Linked DNA regions of Homo sapiens: region 1 is linked to region 2. A link is a loop called in an ENCODE intact Hi-C map of the cell type or tissue named here. Cell type or tissue: GM12878. All regions are shown on one strand. Links, peaks and the distances in the headings refer to the core of each region. The heading gives the core; the rest is flanking DNA. Region 1 overlaps LINC01692 (long intergenic non-protein coding RNA 1692). Region 2 has its middle 120 kb from the start of LINC00158.

Evidence for each region. Peaks named below come from ENCODE experiments on the same cell type or tissue, not always from the same donor. Only the 100,000 strongest peaks of a DNase experiment are listed, where the experiment ranks them.
Region 1: a loop joins it to region 2, with 3 times the contacts of the local background. A loop is called at or near these places in 3 of 110 quality-filtered maps.

The regions. Positions count from the first base shown.
Region 1 is chr21:25,034,419-25,045,614 of GRCh38, reverse strand. All of the region lies in intron 3 of LINC01692 (long intergenic non-protein coding RNA 1692), which reads right to left. Among named protein-coding and RNA genes, the nearest start is that of LINC01692, 200 kb to the right of the region's middle. In GM12878, for the core only: a CTCF peak has its summit at 5,666 (motif pointing right); a DNase peak (open chromatin) is centred at 5,654; H3K4me3 peaks cover 482 bases; H3K27ac peaks cover 227 bases.
Region 2 is chr21:25,310,011-25,321,206 of GRCh38, reverse strand. No RefSeq gene overlaps it. Among named protein-coding and RNA genes, the nearest start is that of LINC00158, 120 kb to the left of the region's middle. In GM12878, for the core only: a CTCF peak has its summit at 7,137 (motif pointing right); no DNase peak of the experiment used is centred there.

The DNA of each region.
Region 1 (11,196 bases), core at 1,122-9,121, 270 kb after region 2:
CACTATGTGCAAATCCTTACTCATATTGTATTTTCATATTATATTTTTTCCTGCTTCTCCTCTCTTCAGTCTTGCAATCTGACTTGCCCTTTACTTTGTATTTATTTCCTGCTTTCCTAGATTAATAGCATCAACATCTGCTTAGCATCTCAGTTAGAAATCACAAAATTGTCTGCAATTCTTCCATGTTCCACATCTTGGAGTGTCATTCATAACCATGACACTCACTACTCTAGCGGGTCAGATATATCCATCTCTTCCACTCCATTGGCTCTGCCCAATTTTCTATTTAGATGCTCATAAACTCTTCACTGTGCTATAACATAGTTTCTGGCTGCCAGCATCTCCTCAATCTGCACTGTCATGAGAGTTATTTTCCAAGACTGTATCTATACCCAATCAAGCCACTGAGTTAACAAACTAACTGTTCCCTGAATTTTATGACATAAAAACTTGAATTCTCTTTCTGATATATGTAAAAGACTATTCAAATCCTGTGAGGCTGACAATTTATAGTTCTCATTTCTCCACGTCATACTCCTTTGAATTTTGCAATGTAGTACCCATCTTTATGTGTCACTATTTATGAATTGCTTTTGCTGTTTAATTTCTCTTTGTTAATATCATATGTATTCCTGTCTCCAAAATAGCATCTGTTCCACATTTGGTATCATTTATCTTGAATTTAAAGAAATATGTAAAGCACCTTCTATGCTGATTCTTTTCCAGAAATAAGAAAATATTCTCCTGCCTATAAGTTGTGCCCACCCTGATACCAATCTTTTCTAGCAACATTTTTTTATAGGTGAACTATCAGATTTTTAAAGATACCATACCATTTTAAAATCTTACATTTTTCAAGACAAAACTAATTATTTGCTCTTTGAAAATTCTTTATAATATGTCAAGTTCTGTCCTGCAGTATACATAAATGTTCTACATTTATTTAAATGTAAGAATCTCTGAGGATCTGCATTGTTCTTTTTAGACTTGTGAATCTTTTATGAATTTTTGAAAATTTCATTATAAACCGACATTATATTCCTGAAAGGGCCATGACTGTTTCTGGACATCAAATTCTTAAATATTCTAAGGAGCCAGAGGCAATAGGTTTCTAACAGGCTTTCAGAGTTGTTTTTATTATGATCATTGTTCAACATTCTTGACTTAATTTCAACCTATTTTCCTTTAAAATGATTATTCTTAGTTCCTGCAAATATTCTCTTTGTCATTTGGGCTATATTTCCTGTATTCCACTGTGGTGTTTTGATAAATCTAATAATCTTTCTTCTTAACTGACACTGCAGGGTTTTAAGTTTATCACTTGATTGACATATAATTGCAATGCTTATTTCCTGAATCCCTAATTCCAGCCGTCTGGCTTAAGTACAGTTTTGCTCATTGTTGTATTAGAATAAAATATTTCTCATATTTTGTTTATGTTTCTAAGGCAGTCAACATATTCTCTGCCATGAGAAAATAACATATCTTCTTTTAATCCACTCCTATCTACTCCTGTCCCCCTTTGTTTGAACTGTTTCCATGTCTACAGTGGGACCTTTTTTCTTTACACAAATAGCAATTCAATATTCTGTGCTATAGCTTTTCAATTATACAGACTGTGATGGGCTAAATTGTGTCCCCTGAAAATTCATATGTTGAAGCCATAATCCCCCAGTACCTGAGAATGTGCCAGTATTTAGAGGCAGGGCCTTTAAAGAGATAATTATGTTAAAATGAGATTACTAGGGAGGGCCCTAAACCAAACTGACTGGTGTTCTCCCAAGAAGAGATTTGGACACACACAGAGACATCAGAAGTGTGTGTGCACAGAGGAAAAACCATGAGAAGAGGCAGCAACGGCACAGTCATCCGCAAACCAAGGAGAGGGACTCAGCAGAAACCAGCCCTTCCAACACCTTCATCTCAGACTTCCAGCCTCTAGAATTATAAATTCCTGTTGGTTAAGCCACCCAGTCTGCAATATTTTGTCATGGAAGCCCGAGCAAACTAATGCATAGATAAATAAATTACCTGTAAAAACACATGACACAATAATTAAATGTACATACAACAAACTAATTATATGTAAATATTTTGTGATAAATCGGAAGAAAAGATAGGAGAAATGTTCAACCTGGTTATGTTGTCTGTAAGCCCCTGGGCTTCTGCTGTTAGTGCTTCTATTGAAACTATGTTATTCAAATAAATTCTGAATTCATTACCTTTAAAACCTTAGTTAATGCAGGGATAAATGGAAAATATAAACTCGATTTCTGAGGAAAGATTACGAGCACTCTTATGTTAGTTATGTTTATTGAAAAAGAAAAATGGTTTAAAGAAAAAGGTTATTGAAAAGGAGAATTAGTATCTCCCTACAGATCATTTTTATTCATGTGAGGGAACACGGTAGTCAGGGCGAACACACCTGATCTTGAATTTCAACCATGCTACATCCTCTTTGGAAGACACTGGAAAAGAGCTTGGCCTCGCTGCCTGGATCATAATACTCAGGAGTATCTTTTCTTTGTACATAAAGAAACCTTTTAATACCTCACAGGCTTTTTGTTAGGATTACATGTATGCAGCATGTATGCACCATAACCTAATAGAGTATTTAACACACGCAAGCCATCAGTCTGCTTGCTGGTAGAGATATCATCTTTAAAAAACTCAGTATATGCATTAAGAGAAGTCCCTAGTGGGTGTCCTTAGAAAGATTTTGAGGCAGTTTAAAGGTGGAGAAACATTGTCTTCAAATACATAGTTAAATGACTTAATTTAAAAAAGATTTAAAAGAAAAGTTCAAAACTATGTACATCAGACAATTCATAATAAGTTGTGGATTTGCTATACTTATGATCCGTTATGCCACTTGTTCTTTTTGACACATTTATCTATTCCGTTGACTTTAATCAGACAATGGCAACTCCCTCTTTGTCCTCATATTATTGCCTTGGACTTTTCTAAAATTTCAATGAGGAAGACTACTTTAATCTTAGGAAATCGATAGCTCTACAACTGAGAAAGTCAACATTTAATTGGGTTGTATGTATCAGAGGATAAGTTTATTTTATAGAAAGAAGAAAAGTTATCAAGCTTAGTTATCAGAAATGAAGTTAATTAGTAAATTTCAGAGGTACTTTGGTAATTACTGATTTTAAAAAGAGAAATAAATGGACCCAGGGGAGAGAAAAAAGAAAGAGAAAGAGAGGGAGAGAGAGGGGGAGAGATAGAGGAAGAGAAAGAGAGAGAGATTGGACACAAGCAGAATTATGGAAATTTTATCATTCTTTTGACCACTGGAGTAAGATGAATTAAGTAAGACCACAAGGGAAATTAAGTTAGTAAAAGTCAGGTGTCACCTAAGGCTGGAGTTGTGTCAATGCCACTCCTTGTACCACCACCAACACCCTTACCATAAGGTGATTACAGTTAAATGAGAAAAACAAATGCAAATAGAATAAACAGCAACTAGAGGAGATGATATAAGTGGTCTAATGGGCACCCTTTGTAAAAAGTCCTGAGGAGGGGTCTAGAAGGGGTCTGTGCCATAAATAAAAGTGAGTTTATGAAATTAAAAAGAAAGCCTCCCTTGGATATAGAAAGATTGCCATGTGCTTGAGAGAGCTTCTGGTTAAAGCTCAAGCCTCGTGCTTCTCCCAGTGAGTTGCACTGAAGTCAGTGTAATCAATCAGTCATGTTGTGTGTACTCGTGGAGTCTTTAATCTTTCAGCATCACAGGCTGGGAGGAATGTTCGGGTACAAAATGGCAGAATCTCATCCTTCTGAGCATCTGTGTAAGGAGATTTGGAGAATTCATAGCAATTGCAGCTCCTTTGATTCAGCCTGGTCTCTGCCTTTGCTCTTGCCCAGGAAACCAGTTTTTATCCACAACCAGAGGGAGGCAATAGAGAAGGAAGATCCCCATAATGATTTGCATTGTGTATATTTTGAAAATGACTTTATTAAAAAACAATTGTAGAAAGCATTCTAGTTTTGTAAAAGGGAGAATAAATATGTATATGCATTTTCAGATCAATTTTATTACTTCATGCTTATGAAATTACATGATAACTGCCCTGCTTAGAGAAATAGTAAAATGTTGACATTGATGATCTTTAAATATAGATATGCCAATTTAGGAAGCTAAGTTTCTTGTGTTGACTGACGAATTAACATGGAATTCTGGGTTTTCTAGAGTGTGTTTAATATGATACAATTAAAGTATAATACCTCTGGCTAGTGTGAAATAGAGTGGGCTGTTAGGGAACATAAGTCAGGGACTGTCATGTGAAGCCCTCAGAAACAGATGGAAGATCCTTTGCAAGCCTGGTAACCCATCAAACCTTAGATACTTGGCTTTTTTGGAGACATCTTGTTAAGGTGTTTGGTTAAATTTCAGAAAACTCCAATTCCAATCCCCTTTGTCCAGCACTGACCACTAATTTATAGTAAGAAAACTCATCTAATACTATTTTAATGAAAGGCTGAAAAAAGCAGATGGGCACAAAGAAGTAGATTGCCAATAATTCAGCAAAAGTAAAGTGGCAGTTTTCCCTTGGTGGTACACAGAAAATTTTCCAGTTACACATTGTATTGTGCCCACTCGTAGCTGCCGTTCATGCTTCGTCTTCAAGTATGCAAAATAATTATGGAAAACAGCAGCCTCACAAAAGCCACACTTATAAAGACAGGCATTAAAACTACCTTTCATTCATACTTTTGCCTTGCTGCTGTTTGGAGTTCCTTGTCTAAGAGAACTTCGAAAATCTGTTTGGGATTCCTACCATTTCTTCAAATTCCTCAGAAGAACAATTGTATTCTGGGCAATATGATTAACGTCATAAATATTTCTCGAAGTGGCTACTATTCAGAAAGCTTAAACCCAGCGTAGGTATATGAAAGATAAGCATTGTGAAATGGAGATACTCAAATGAACTCACCTAAGTACTGGTAAACCCTTTGAGTTTTTAATTTTCATCTTTTTTACTTTGCAAGATGGCTGGAAAGTATGATGAGACTAAAAATACATTTCCAAAATAGGATAGATTTGCAAAAAAAAAAAAAAATAGTGTTTTCTCAGCTACATGTTCAATCCTGCAAGATTTTCATGTTTATCTAAGTTTTCTCACATGCCTCAGTTTTGATAACTATGCTTCACATGCAGAGAAGGAAAAAATTCAGGGCTTAATATTTTGTTTCATTTGTATCTTTTCCTTTTTATTTTTTTTTTGCTTGATAAAAGTGCTTACCAAGATCAGTCATGTTTCTCTAAAGGTGAAGACAGGAGGAAATGTGTAAACAATTGGTAGAACAAACAGGAGAGTTGCTTATTTTATTCCATCAATTACGGCGTCCCAAATCATTACAACCTCTTGCCACCTGTTTCTGTCATTGTCTCCTCCCTCCTGCTTCCTCCTTCTTCGGTTCCATTGTTGGAAGGGCTACTCAAAGGTTTCAGGAAACTAATCACACTGCACTGTTTTTAACACGTCTCTGCCCTGCGAGCCTTTCAAACAATTAGTCTCTTTGCAAGTGTTCAAAGATGTAGTACATTTTGCCAAGATTGTAAACTCTCCAGATTCCTTGCTTCCTGTTCCTGATCTACATTAACCCAGTCTTTTAAGGCTTTATTTCCAGTGGCTGATGAGAACAGAGACAGAAGATGGCACTGTTGACTCATTATCAAAAAGTCAGCAATTGCTTTAGAAAAAAAAATCTTCCATGTTAGAAAAACACAGTATTATTAGAAACTGGAAGTGAGACTACATATATAATGAAACCCAATTTTTGAATATTGTAAGAGGAAATATCAATTAAAAATTAGAGAAAGTAAACTAAGCAGTGAGAAAGTCTCACTGACTTAAATTTTCAGGAAGAGCTTGTTTCATATGGAATTCAGTTCTAGTTACATGCAGCAGAGGGATAAGATGAGATACTTGGGGTTTGGTTCAACTCCACTCTCACAAACCACAAGGCATTAGACACATTACTTAACCTCTCCCTGAGTCTAAATGTCCTTATTGTAAAATGGAGATAATAATACTTATTCTGTATGATCATTTTTTGCAATGAATGAGCACATAGTAAAAGTTCATTAATGCTGCTAGAATGTAAGTCTTTGATTATCTTGTTAATAACTCTATCAACACCAAATAGCACAATACCCAACCTAGAAAAGCTGTGTAGAAATTGATTGAGTGAAAAAAACAAAACTTAACTGAATTTTGTGTTAACTTACTGATGGTACTTAAACAAGAAGCAGGGCACATGTAAAAAATAATTAATTGGTTACCAATTTGATCGTTACAGCACTTGGCTATTTCAATCTGTCCTTTTTCTTAGGGAAATTTAATTATTTCCAATTAAACTATTGAAGATGTCTCATCATTAATAGGGAAATTTTTATATAGATTTTCAGAAGCACTAGCAGACAGCTATTTTATTTAGACAGGCAGAAATTAAAGTATTGTTTTTTAATATTCTCTTCTATTTCTTATTATAATTGTAACCATTATACCATAGCCTACCTTTCCTTTGAGAAATTTAAATGGGAAAATAACATATGGTAGAATATTTTGCCCCTCTTGTTTCCCTAAAATTTAAAGCAAAGACACATTATTTGTGCTCAGTCTACACTAATTAAACATGAATATTTTACATTAAGATACATAGAAATGAAAGGCTTACTTATCCTGTAATATTTTACGTTGTCATAATATTAACTTTAAGCATCAGGAGTTATTTAGACATCATTAAATGTATACATGTTTATTTTCATAATCCCTATGTATGTGATAGAGCTATTTAGCAAAAGTCAATTTTCTCTTTTGGGGCACACAGCCAGCCTACTTTCTTGGTCTTCTTTGCATTTGGGTTTGGACATATGACTAAATTGCAGAGAATGGAATGTGCATGAAAGCAATGCATGCCGTTTCTGTATCGACTCTTGTAGGAAGAAAGTATGCTTCCTACCCCAAAAGATCTGTATTTCTTTGTACTCACTAGATGCAAATGACAGATAGACCCTAAAGGGTACAGAGCCACAAAATGGAAAGAATCTGGGTTGATGAATCTCCACATAAAGGAATTCATCCTTTGCTTAGTAACTGCTAGGTAAGTGGGAAATCAGCTTCTCTTTGTTCTATTAGTTTTTATCACCCCAAATAATATGCCTGTAAAAAATAGTGAGCTAGCAATCACAGCATAACATATGATTTACTGTCACTCTTTAGAACATTCTAGGCTAAAATAGGGACACCAAGTAATAAGTGCCTTTTGACAGAAAGGCCAGGATGCTCTGCTCATTCAGCTAATCAGCAATTCTATATAGTATACGCTCACTTTTCATTAACTTATTTTTTTAATTAAAAATACCAAATAGTAGCTCACTGAGTGTTAATATTTGGGTACATTCGCACAGATATCTGGGCTTCACCTCATTATGTTTCTACTCTATTTCCTCCATTAATCTGTCCAATGGAGGAAGGATATTTAAAATTAAAATTGATGGCATCCACTTAAACTTTCCAAAGAGTGGGGAGTGAGGGGCATAATATTTATTTCTTATTCATTACTTTTTCTTCTTCTCTCAGAGTTTAAGTGTAGCAAGAAGGGAGAATTAGAAATCCTATTACAGTATTTTTTTTTTAACCATAGAAGAAGAGGACCCAGAGAGGTGACATGTTGAGTGAAACACAATATTCAGCCTTTAAAGGTACAGACATTCTTCATAAACCTTGACAGATGCATCCAAATGTTTTTGGTGTAATTTACAGTGAGGGTCACATGCTGATTCTTTTCCATTCCCTGCTCCTCACTTCCTGCTCTGTGCCTCAGGAGAATGGTTCATGTAGATGCTGTCTTTCTGGCTTCCAGTTAGACTTAGCTAGGGGGAAGTACTTGCAGAAAGTGGATGATAGAAGGGGAGAGAGGGCAGGGTATCTCTTCTCTTGCTCACCCCCTCTTCTGCACAGGATTTTGGAAAGCCCTGATATGTTCTCTAGCACCTGGAGCTGCTGCCATGCATTCCTTTCTTGCCCTTTCAGTCTTAGGGAAGGAATGGCTTCCTTGCTTTGCCAATCCGTGAGTGTTGCTGCCTCCATTTTTGCTACCTTTAAATAGTCGAAATGGTTGACCAGCAAATGGACACCACAGCATAACCAAGTTGCCACATAAATGTAACTATAACATAAAGCCTGAGAATCTTGGGTTTAGAAATGAAGAGCCATTTCCACAAATGAAGCAAAAGAAGAGCAGGCCTTCTTTTTTTCCATGACCTATGGATAATTTTGCCTAATAATACCATCTATGTAAGAGGGCGATAAAGGAATAATAAGGTTAGAAAAAAAGCAGACCTTCTGTTAAAAATAGACCTTTTTGATAGAAATTCTTTAGCTGAGGTAACACAATGTCTTTTGTCTCAGGTATTATGGTATCCAAAATTGAGTGATAACCCATTAGGGATAGCTGAAGAAAATAGAGATCTATACTGAAGGCAAACGCTAATGTGTTTAAAGTATCCTGAGAGTGAGACCCTCTGCTTTCTGGCAGTTAGCAGAGGTTGTATGTGTTAAAGGCAGCTGGGTTTGTCATCAGTTAAAAGAAACAAGAGAACAAGAATGTGATGTATAAGGCAAGGCAAATGTTCCAGTATCACTTCCCAAAAGTATACAGCCTAAGAACAAGAAAGTCTATGGTTTTGAGTTTTGCAGGCAAAATGGACAATTTAAACAACTTCAAGAGAGCACCTTCTATAGTTTGGGGTTTATGATACAAAACCTCAGTAACTAACTAACTAACTTTGTGCTGGGTGGGGGCTTGAAATTTTTGGTGTTAGGTTTTCTAAAAGACCTTAACCTTTATGAGAGACCTATTAATATTTTAAGGCTTTAAAATGTTATTATGTTTGAGAAAAATAACTATGCAGTCTGTATGGCTATAAAGATAAACTGGAGATCAAAATGTCATTAATAGATAAAAACTCAAATTCAATTTTAGATAGATTTTTAGAACAGTGAAGGCTCTCCATAGCAGCAATAGGAAGCTATGTGAGGTGGTGAACATTTTAGTATTACGTATGGTTTAGCAGAAATAATATGGTCAGGGAAATAAATACAGGCATCGTGGTTGAACTTCATGGGATTAGGCTAGATGATGTAAAGGTCTTACCTCATTTTAAGATTTTATAATTTTAAAATTTATATTCCCCATACTGAAAAATATTATGCTTATGTATACCAGAAGGCATAAATTAACATACACTTCACGTATCTCACTATTATGATTTTTTGATATTACATATAAAGTAGGATCCATAAAGTGTAAAGTTTCAGACAGAGTTTATTTTTAGTTGCCGTACTTCTTTTCTTCATATTTGATGGCATAATTCCTATTTCAAATTATAGCCATTTAAGACTTTGCAAGGGAGTTAAGCTAGAAATTTTTCTGTTTTTAGGATACTATATGCAAACATGGAGGCTGTCAAATAAAATTTTGGAAGCTGAGAAATAAAAAAAAATTACTTTTAAACACAAGGAATCTCATGGAGTTAAAATGAGCAGTTTTGTCTCTTTCCCAGGCTTTTGGACATCACTGGGTTATAAAATTACTTTTATACTTTAAAGAGAGAAGACTGACATAGGGTTGTCGATGTTGTTTTTCAGCTACATCTATCTTAAAGAAAAGTGAATATAAAATAACTAAACTTTATTGCCACCATTTCATATAAAAGGAGAATCTTAATATATAAAACCATAATTAATTCCCTGGGTTGTATTAAAAATATTAAACAACTGATATAGTACTTGTACTAATTGGCCGATTGGCATAGACATTAGCTGCCATATTGGTAAATACCATCTAAAAATTAGCATTTGATAAATATAATCTCAGGATAAAGCACAACTTTTTATGTTTAATATTTTTGTTTTGTGAAAACTTATAATTCTGTATTTTTCTCCATTTTCCAGGATGCATAAACATCTTGGTAGACCTTAGGTCCAAGATAAAAATTTACAATGTTGATGTAAGATAACGCCGCATATCTACAACTATCTGATCTTTGACAAACCTGAGAAAAACAAGCAATGGGGAAAGGATTCCCTATTTAATAAATGGTGCTGGGAAAACTGGCTAGCCATATGTAGAAAGCTGAAAGTGGATCCCTTCCTTACACCTTATACAAAAATTAATACAAGAGGGATTAAAGACTTAAACGTTAGACCTAAAACCATAAAAACCCTAGAAGAAAACCTAGGTAATACCATTCAGGACATAGGCATGGGCAAGGACTTCATGTCTAAAACACCAAAAGCAATGGCAACAAAAGACAAAATTGACAAATAGGATCTAATTAAACTAAAGAGCTTCTGTACAGCAAAAGAAACTACCATCAGAGTGAACAGGCAACCTACAAAATGGGAGAAAATTTTCACAACCTACTCATCTGACAAAGGGCTAATATCCAGAATCTACAATGAACTCAAACAAATTTACAAGAAAAAAACAAACAACCCCATCAAAAAGTGGGCAAAGGATACGAACAGACACTTCTCAAAAGAAGACATGTATGCAGCCAAAAGACACATGAAAAAATGCTCATCATCACTGGCCATCAGAGAAATGCAAATCAAAACCACAATGAGATACCATCTCACACCAGTTAGAATGACAATCATTAAAAAGTCAGGAAACAACTGGTGCTGGAGAGGATGTGGAGAAATAGGAACACTTTTACACTGTTGGTGGGACTGTAAACTAGTTCAACCATTGTGGAAGTCAGTGTGGTGATTCCTCAGGGATCTAGCACTAGAAATACCATTTGACTCAGCCATCCCATTACTGGGTATATACCCAAAGGACTATAAATCATGCTGCTATAAAGACACATGCACACGTATGTTTATTGTGGCACTATTCACAATTCACAATAGCAAAGACTTGGAACCAACCCAAATGTCCAACAATGATAGACTGCATTAAGAAAATGTGGCACATATACACCATGGAATACTATGCAGCCATAAAAAATGATGAGTTCATGTCCTTTGTAGGGACATGGATGAAACTGGAAATCATCATTCTCAGTAAACTATCGCAAGAACAAAAAACCAAACACCGCATGTTCTCACTCATAGGTGGGAATTGAACAATGAGAACAGATGGACACAGGAAGGGGAACATCACACTCTG
Region 2 (11,196 bases), core at 2,227-10,226:
ACTGCTTAGCAAGCACTAAAATGTCATAACATGGTCTTTGGAAAGCATCTCTAGAAACCTGTGATTCAATTTGTTCCTGTAAGTGTCTTTCTCCCAATAGTGAATCATTTTTCCAATAGAGAGAAGCTGGTTAGTTGAGCAGAGACTCATTGGAATAGTTTATGGAGAAGAGATGCCTGAGTTGATCAATGCTAATGGAAAGACTTTTATTTTTAAAATCTAAATGCACAAGGGGAAGGAATATATGTCTTGGGTACTTGCCTAAGCGAATAGGAAGGAAATTGTTTTAGTTGTGCAACTAATGCTCTAAAAACTTCTCACAATTCCTTTGCTGATAGAAAATTCCACATTGCTCTAAAGCAGAAGGTTTCAAATTTCTGTTCTCAGGACATCGTTACCATCTTAAAAATTAGGCCGGCACAGTAGCTCACGTCTGTAATCCCAGCACTTTGGGAGGCCAAGGCAGGCGGATCACTTGAGGTCAGGAGTTCGAGACCAGTCTGGCCAGCATGGTGAAACCCCATCTCTATTAAAAATGTATATATATAAAAATTAGCTGGCCTTGGTTGTGCACGCCTGTAGTCCCAGCTACCTGGGAGGCTGAGGCAGGAGAACCGCTTGAACCCAGGAGGCAGAGGTTGCAGTGAGCCGAGATTGAGCCACTGCACTCCAGCCTGGGTGACAGAGCAAGACTCCGTCTCAAAAACAAAAAAAAATTATTGTGTTCTGAAACAAGCTTTCTTGCTGTGATATGGGTTATATCTGTAAGTACTTAACAAATGAGAAGTTAAAACTGATGAATTAAAATATTTATTAATAATTTTAAATAATAAATCCATCACATGTTAATAAAAATGAAATATTTTTATTTAAAATCATTATTCAAAATTAATATAATTTTTGCAAAAAGGATGTCTTAGTTTCACATTTTTGTCAATCTCTTTAATGTTTGGCTAATTAGAAGGCAGTAGAATAATTATAGTCACATCTGTTTCTGCAGTCAGTCACTTGTAATACCTTTTGGTTGAAGTATATGAAAAATCTAGTCTTACACAGATGAGTTTTAGAAAAGGGAGAATTATTTTATTAGTCTTCTCAGATAATTGTTGATGTTTTCTTGATACACCATCAAAACATAATGTCTTTAGTGTTTTAAAGGTTAGTTGTAGCAGAATCTGAAATCAAGTCAATAAACTTTGTATACTCCTGGCTTAAAATGTATTGGTTTCTATTGCCCTTTGAATGTGTCTTATACCCCTACATGATTTTGTAAGATTATGCATTGATTATTGGAAAATATTGGTTCCTGAGTTATGCAGAGCTTCCGAATTTTGCTGTATCTTATTATACAATATAAAAATCATATTTATTCATGTATAATAAATCTCATCACAAAAGTAAGTATTGTGAGATAGCCAAGCTCATTGCCATATGGATATAAGTTTTCCACAATTCTAATTTTTGCTTAAAAGTGGAATTTCATCATTGGTAACAAATACTGTAAGTTGTTTTCCATGAAATGACAGTCTCACCTTGTTCATGTTCAAGAAAATGTCACCAAATCTCCAGTTATTAGTAAATGTAGGTTGTCATTGTTCTTTTAAGCAAACATGGTATTCGATTCAAAAGGCAGCTGGTTTAGTTTGCACCCTAAACAACTGCCACCTGCTTTTCTTGGTGACACCATCACACTTTAGTATGAGTAGGAATGCTTTCTGTGTACTTCTCAGTTATTACACAAAATTTCTCAAAGGACCTCAACTCAAGGTTGAGACAGTATTTTCTACTACATCATCAACAACGTTATTAAGTAAAACTGGCTTTTAAAATTTCTATGAACTTAACTAATATATTTTCAATGACATATACAATGAATGTTATTACACTTACTGCTACTTCCTGGATTCACGGTAAGACAACAGCAGTTTTACCCACCCCCTCCGCCATTGCTTTTGCATCATTAGTGCAAATGTCCACACAGTAAAAAAGGCAAATGATATGTTAGTATTATTGTGAAAACAGTTTTAACTTCATGGACCCTCTGAAGGGATCTCAGGGAACCCCAGGGCGCCATAGAACACAGCTTAAAAACTGCTATTCTAAACCATGTAAACAACTATCAATATAAAGTTTAAGTTTTGTTTTATTTGCTTATAAGGCAGAGAGAAACTAGATGTTTCATAGAGTTCTGAGACTTCTGTGTACACACACGAAGAGGAAGAAGAGTAAGGGTGTCTTTGTTGATTAATTTCCCAACAATGACATCTATATCCAGGGAAATGAGATCATAAACACTTGGATAATAATGTCAGACATCAAATCATTATAATAGCACAGCCTTATTTGACTTATGTTTTTGTAAAATTATTCACATTAATAAGAACTGGGCACTTAAATACTCTAAGAAACAAAATATTGGGTGAAAATACGTATAAAGAAAATACAAATAATAGTGGGAGAAACACAGTTTGAGTTTTTCCACATTCAAGCTGCTTTGTCAGGTTGGCTCCCACAGTGAAAATGACATGGAGAAGAATCCTCAATTGACCGAACGTGTCCCAGGTGTGATTATATGGCATGGAGTCCCAAACAACGTGTAACGAATATCTACATGAGGAAGAAATAAATCTTTGTTATATTAAGCCCCTCAAAAAAAAAAAAAGAAGAAAGAAAATGCAAGCAAATAATTTAAAAAGATATCAGCTATAAAAAGCATTTCCTCAAAAATGTAAATAATTTTTCTGTCATTTCCTCATGCATCCTGAAATGTATGATGAGAGTTTTCTGATAATCAGAGAATCATGGAACCGAAAGGCAGGAAGTAGCTATCAAGGTTATCTTGTCCAAACAATGCTAAGTTGCTTGAGTCCCAGTATGTTACCCCTTCCAAATGGTATTCTTATTCATGTTCATTACTTTCTGCTGTGATCACTTCACTACCAGTTTATTTTCACAGTGAATGCATTGCTAATACTGCCATCACTATCTTGTTCTAATGCTCATCTTATATATGGAAATATCTTGAACTATGATTATCTTGGATGGGGGTGCTAAATCAGATTTTAAAAAGTCATTTATAAGAAGCTGTTTTTCTTGAACTCTCTTTAAGTGTCTTCATTGCCTCAACAAGTTTGGAGTTTGTAATCAGGCATTCCAACTATATGGCTGACCCAGAAAAACTGACTTTGATTTAAATTGCTTTAATAATAACAGTTCTTGCACAAAAGAGAGCATGTAATATTGTTCTTCCACTTAAGTCACAGGAAATTTCACAGTCAGCATTGATGGTATTTTCTGAGACCAGCTTTAAATTCATGACATTTTGGCAAGTGGAACAATATGATATTCACTGTTCTAGAAATATATACTAAGATGGATGTCACCAAACCACCAATATTCCCTCAAGTTGAAACCCTTTTTGACACTTTGTGTGAGACTGTCATTGTTATTTTCATCTTTCAGTCAAAGCTTTCACCCTTACTGAAACAAGTTATGAGTTTTCAAAGTTAAAAAAAAAAACCCAAACCTCATAAAATATTTGCAGGTAATGTGCAGCAATAGCAGTCTGAATTTTGATAAATAAATTATATTTTTCTTTAAAAATGAATTATTCTCACAGGAAACAACATTGACAAAAGAAATGCCTCCCCATCTTGTGGGTCCAGGAAATCATAACATACCATGGGGCTAAAACCACCACAAGAAGAATTTAGAAATATTATAGTGAATTAAATATAAGTCTCTTCCAAACAGTCTGAAATAGGAACAGCACTTTCTCCAAAATAATCATGCTCTGAACTGTTTATTATTAGAAAATGCGAATTAAAATCAAAGCAATACATATAATAAAACCTATTCTGATATATTAAAGATGGCATTATATGCAACTTGTTTCTAGGTTTATTTAATAACAATTATCTTTCTCTTCTGTCTTTCTTATGTCCCCACATCCATCTATTACGAAAACATCAGGCCGGGGGCGGTGGCTCATGCCTGTAATCCCAGCACTTTGGGAGGCTGAGGCAGGTGGATCACCTAAGGTCAGGAGTTCGAGACCAGCCTGGCCAACGTGATGAAACCTTGTCTCTACTAAAAATACAAAAATTAGCCAGGCATGGCGGCGGGCGCCTGTAATCCCAGCTACTCGGGAGGCTGAGGCAGGAGAATTGCTTGAACCCAGGAGGCAAAGGTTGCAGTGAGCCGAGATCGTGCCATTGCACTCCACCCTGGGAGAAAAGAATGAAACTCCATCTCAAAAAAAAAAAAAAAAAAAAAAAAAAAAGACATCAAATGCCAGGTCTGAGATTCTGTATGTCTTACTTGGATAAAGAATGAGTTAGTGAAGTAAATAACCATGCCATCTTGCTTCTTCTACCCTGGAAGCTTATCTGGTTCTAGATTATCTCTGTGATTTCCTTTTCAAATTAGGATGGGTCATGGGAGTGAAATTACCTACAGATGTGGCCTAGAGGAGCCTCATAGCATTTTTATATTTCAAGAAATGTGTGGGAACTGGGTTCTGGATTTAGCTTTCTTCTCAGCACAGAGCCACCTCTGGATGAAACCACAGAACGAATTCAGGTTTTCTAGAAGACTTTGGACTAGGGTTGCCAGGTAAAATACAGGACCCCTGGTTATATTTGTATTATGGATAAATAGGGAATACTTTTTTTCCTGTAGAAAGTATGTCCTAAATATTTCATGGGACTTACTTGTCCTAAGCATTATTTGCTGTTTATCTGCAATTCAAATTTCACTGTGTATCCCCCCTTCCTCACCTCACCCCTTGAATCTGGCTAGGCCATTCTGGGCTGAAGGCGTCTTCGTGCTGAACTGGATCTTGGTACTGAAATAGACTACCTGAGAAGGGTCATACAATCTAACAAGTGTAGACACTGCCTTAGTGTTATGTAGGGATACGGGAAAAACACTACATCGGTGATACCCGAGGCTGGCTGTGGCCCACTGGCGTTAAGCTTGAGATTAGTTGAAAACTAAATTTGAGTTTTATGCTGGAAACCACCTGAAACTTCACCCAACTTTAATTGTTTATAATAAAAAAAACAGATTATAGATAATACCAAATACTTATTTGAAATGCCAGAATTACCTTATACTATACAACAGCTTTGGCTAAAGAGTTTGAGACATTTGTGAATATGCTGGGACTTGGTGGGAAGAACATGATGCATAAAGTGAGAATAAGGTTTTGAAATTTAACAGGCAAGCATCTTAGTATTCCTGAGTCTTGTATTTCACATCTATGAAGTGAGGATAGTTTAACTCTACCTTATAGTATGATGTTGAGAATTAAATTAAACAATATAGTTGAGAAGCTTGTTTGGTGCCTTCTTCTTCCTTATGAATGGAAATTTTGATGTTAGATATCAAAGTCTTGTTGATTCAAGTTAGCCACACAGAAATTTGGACTGTTAAGGGTCTACCCTCTTCTATCTTTTTCCTGCAACTCCTCAGACAGACTGACTCAAAGTTATCTTTTACCTTAAACACCATTTAGTATTGTTAAAGTCTGACTGCTTTGTTGGAGTGGGCTGGTTGCTGTTATCACGGCTCAGGAATTGTGTAGAAGTTGATGGTTTGGAAAAATGACTTTTTGACAATCAAGAATGTCAAAGAAGCCATTTATTGATGCAAAATAACTGACAGTGATTTTTATTTAATGTGAAAGGGTTATCCTACTTATAAAAATGCTTTGTGTGTCACTGACCCCATAATTCAGCATTTCTAAGATTAGGACATACTTATTATTTTATAAGAATTTTATCTTCTCATGAATATGTGATGGAGGGAGACTGTGTGTAGTTGCTGTAGGGTAGTGCTTTGTGTTAATAGGATTTATTGTTATTCATATATAGTAATGTTAACAGATCAGTAGACAACTGCCATTGAAAAGGTAGTTTGTTATACCTGCAGATTCCCAGACCAGGGGGCACACTCTGCCATGAAGGACCACACAAGGAGGTACCAGGGTGGGCACAGGTGATATAAGTCTTTATTATGGTTTCTGTGGGAAGGAATAGGTGAGGCAGAACAATCAGGTCTATGATTGTTTAGGTTGGATATTTTCAGAGGGGCTCTGGGTCATAGGAGTTTGCCATAGTTGTCTGGTACCTGGCCATGGAGTGATTTGGTTTTCATTTAAAAATTGTGCTCACTTTTGAAAGATGAGTTGTTTACCATCTCCAGGAATTGGCTAATCCTGGAAGGAAGGAGTCGTCCTTGTAGGGTCAGCAAGGCAAGCAGATATCAAAGCATCAGAAAATAAAAGAAATGGTTAATTGATGAAGAGAGTGTGGACATTGAAATCATAGCTAAATATCTCGGTTTTGCTAGATTTTTGAAAATGCTTTTTAAAAGAGACCTTATATTTAGAGACACATACTGAAATATTTATAAATGTCTGTGATTTGCTCTGAAATAATCTGGAGTGGAGTGAGGAGTGGGCATGGAAAATGCTTTTATATTCCCTTGTGTTCTAAAAATAATCTAAGATGATGATCTGCCATCAATGGTTCACAACCTTTCGATAATTATATAAGTTTTATGAGTCTCATTTTTCCCACTCCTCAGATGAGAATAATAGTATTTCTCTCACAGATAGTGTATGAGAGGAGACTAAAATGTGAAAAAATTGATATTACTAATGGGTGGTCTTTGGCAATGTGTTGTGTCTTGATGTCTGATGTGTCTGTGTCTAGTTATAAACTGAAGCAAGTCATAAACAAGGAACTGATTCAACAAGCATCCAACTCAGAAACAGTACTCCAGTCTGGGTCATTGATAATGTCACCATGTATTTTCGCTTTTATTTTCTTTCTTTGTGGTGATGATTTCTTTCTTTTTAATTAAAAGTTCAACCATTTCAGTTATAATACAAGTAGTAATTTCAAACTCTTTGCACTCTTTTAAAGTTTATGGATATGCATTTTTGATGAATCACTTTTTTTTTCTATGAGGAGCTACAGATACTAATGTGTGATAGTATTACTGAGATAGCGAGTCACATAGGAAAAATATTTCCTGAAAAGGAAGTATCGTAATAGGAAAATACCCATGTGGGAAGAAATCAGAAACCAATGTAAATGTAAAACATTTTTTGAGGATCAGCAGGGGGCACTAAGATTCCACAGGAAAAACATCCCTGTACCCTTCATAAACGATTTTTCTTTTGCTTTAACTCCAAATTGATAACACCATAAACTCTATGCTTTTTTATCTTTATTATAGCTGATAGTGTATCTTTTCTTTTTAACCCTCAAAATGTAGGTGCACTTAACACATCTTTTTATCTACCAATTTAAAAAACTTCTGATTCCCTTATCTGCATTCTGGTTTGCTTCTCATTCAGCATTCACATCCAATGCTATTTTCCTCCCTTTGACAAACATAGAGTAATTAGAATTTTTCACAGACAAGTGATTACCTAATAAATGACCTTCTGCAGGCAGCTCTATTAAAATGGAGCAAAAACGATGTTTACTACAAGCGGTGGCCAAGAAGTAAGGTGCAGGGACAAGACAAGCTCTGCATAACCAAAAGCTTCTTCAGCTCTAAGAATAATGAAAGCATTTACTGAACTAGCAGATCTGTACTAAAAATAATTATAAGCCAGACAGAATGCTAAACCATAAACACAAATTATGATTGGCTATTGCAACAGTTCATTAATTCCATGGAAGTCCAAGGATAAGTTAAGGTAATAATGCTGATGTTCACACAGGACATCAACAAGTAAGAAAAAAAATCAAAATATATAAACTAGGAGAGGATGAAAAGAATACTGATCGATTTTCATATGTCTTTGCTGATTCTAGTACATTTAAAGGGTGAGAAAAAGTATGAACTCTCAGTGGAATATCTTTGAAGATATTTTTGTGAAGATGTAATTTTTTATAAAACAAATTGCTGCAGGGATCTTGAATAGAATATTGGATATAGCCATGTATTTTTGCCTGTACTCTTATTTATATTTATAAACTACTGTTATAAAAATATAACTTAAAAATGTAGGCTTTGCTTTAGTTTATACAGACCATGGCTTTAGGCAATTTGTAGATTCCTGGTAAACAACTTTAGATCACAAAACTTTAGACCTGTGAGGGGCTTTGTCAGTAATCTCAGCCAATCCTGTGACTTCTTACAAGTGAAAACTGTAGGTATAGAAAGATCACTCAGAAAGCTTATAACCTGAGCTAGTCAACAGGTAGCTGAACAAAATTATAGGTTTCCTGACTGTAGTCCAGTCTTCGCCATGCTTTCTTTCTTTTTTTTCCTCTTACATATTTTATTTATTTTTAAAATGGACAAATAAAAATACTTTTGTACAGAATGATGTTTTGAAATATGTATACACTGTGGAATGGCTAAATTGAGCTAATAACATATGTATTACCTCACATATGTTTTTTGTTGAGAACACTTAAAATCCACTCTCTTTGTGCTTTTCAAGAATACAATACATTATTAACTATAGTCACCGTGTTGTTCAATAGATCTTGAACTTATTCTTCTTACCTAACTGACATTTTGTATCCTTTGGCCAATATGATCCCCTAACCTCTGCTTCTATGAGTTCAACTTTTTTAGATTCTACATAAGTGAGATCATGCCGTATTTGTCTTTCTGTGCCTGGCTTATTTCACTTAACATAATATCCTTTAGGTTTATCCATGTTATTGCAAATGACAGGATTTCCTTTTTTTAAAAACAACTAAAGAGTATTTCATTATGTATATATACCATATATTCTTTATCTATTTATTGGACCCTTATGTTGATTCTGTATTTGGGCTATTGTGAACAGCACTGAAATAAACATGGGAGTGCAGATATCTCTTTGGCATACTAACTTCACTTCTTTTGGATATACATTCAGTAGCGGGGTTGCTGAATCATATGGTGGTTCTATTTTTAAGTTTTTGAGGAGCTTTGTATTGTTTTCTGTAATAGCTCTATTTATTTACAGTCTCACCAACAGTGTGCAGTGATTTCTGTTTCTCCACATCTTTGTCAACACTTGTCTTTCATCTTTTTGATAATAGCCATTCTAAGTAGGTTGACGCGATATTTCACTGTGATTTTGATTTGCATTTCTCTGATGAATAGTGATGTTGAACACTTTTTCATCTATCTGTTGGCCATTTGCATGCTCTCTTTTGAAAAATGTCTATTCAGGTTCTTTGCCCATTTTAAAATCAGATTGTTTTCTCGCTATTGAGTTGTTTGAGTTCCTTATATACATTGGATGTAATTATCAGATACACAGTTTGCAGTTATTTTCTCCCATTCCATAGGTTGTCTCTTCACTCTGTTGTTTATTTCCTTAGCTGTATAAGTTTTTAGTTTGATATTTTCCCATTTGTCTATTTTCACTTTTGTTGCCTGTGCTTTTAAAAGGGGATGTATTAAAAAAATATCAGCACTCAGACCAAAGTCATGGAGCTTTTCCTCTATGGTTTCTTCTAGTAGTTTTATAGTTTCCAGTTTTAAGTCTTTAATCCATTTTGAGTAGATTTTTAAAAATATGTTGAGTTGATTTTTGCATAAGGATCTAATTTCATCCTTCTACGTATAGATAACCAGTTTTCCCAGCACCAATTACTGAAGAGAAGCTATTCTTTACTTATTGTGTGTTCTTGGTAACTTTGTCAAAAATCAGTTGACTATAAATGTAAGGACATATTTCCAGGCTCTCCATTCTGTTTTATTAACAGATGTTTCTGTTTTTATACCAGTACCCTGTTGTTTTGATAAATATGGCTTTGTAGTATATTTTGAAATCAGGCAGTGTGATGCATTAAACTTTGTTCTTTTTGCTTAAGATTGCTTTGGGTATTCTGGGTCATTTCTGGTTACATATGAATTTTAGAAGTTTTTTTGTACTTCTGTGAAAAATGTCATTGGAATTTTGATAGGAATTGTGTTAAATCTGTAGATTGTTTTGAGTAGTATGAACATTTAACAATATTAATTATTCCAATCTGTAAATATGCAATATTTTTCCATTTATTTGCATCTTCTTCAATTTCTTTCATCAACAGTTTTTAGTTTTATAGTTTATTAGTTTATAATTTAATAGTTTCATAGTTTTCCTTCAGAGGTCTTTCACCTCTTTAAATTTATTCCTGAGTATTTTATTTTTTATTTCTTCCTATCTATTGTAAATGAGTTTGTTTTCTTGTTTTTGGATAGTTCATTGTGAATATATAGAAACACTACTGATTTTTGTAAGTTGATTTTGTATCCTGCAACTTTATTGAATGCATATTTTAGTTCTCACAGTTATTTGGTGCAATCTTTAGGGCTTTCCACATATAAGATTATGGTCATTTGCGAACAGGGACAATTTAACTTCTCCCTTTCCAATTTGGATGCCCTTTATTTCTGTCACTTGTCTAATTGCTCTGGCTAGGACTTCCAGTACTATGTTGAATAGAAATGATAAGTGGGCATTCTTGCCTTGTTCCCAATCTTAAAGAAAAAACGTTTAGCTTTTCACCATTGAGTATGATGTTAGCTGTGAGTTTGCCAAATACGGCCTTTAATATTTCATTTGTGGTTATCATGAAACTTACATAAAACATAGTTATAACAGGCTATTTTAAGCTGATAATCTTAACATCTGAATGTTGATTGTATAAAATAATATTACATTTTTACTCAATCTCCCTGCATTAAATGTTTTGATTCAAAATTTACCTCTTTTTGCATTGTGTATTCCTTAACAAATTATTGTAGTTATTTTTATTTTAAATAGTTTTGTCTTTTGACCTTCACAATAAAGACATGTAATTTATACCCTACCATCACAGTATTTGAATATTCTTAATTTGACCATGTACTTATTTTTAGTAGTGATTTTTATACTTTAATATATTTTCATGTTTCTAAGTGTCCTTTCCTTTCAGCCTGAAGAAATCTCTTTAGTATTTCTTATAAGACAGGTCTGGTGGTGATGAACTCTTTGTTTTTGTTCATTTGGGAAAATGTGTGTCACTGCATTTCTCAAGAACAGCTTTGCCAGGTGCCTTACAGTTGGTGTTGGTTGGCGTTTTTCTTCCTTCAGCTATATATATATATATATATACACACATATATATATATCACTGGCCTTATTGGAACTCCTTATATGTCATTTGCTTTTTTTCTCTTACTGTATTCAGGTTCCTCTCCTTG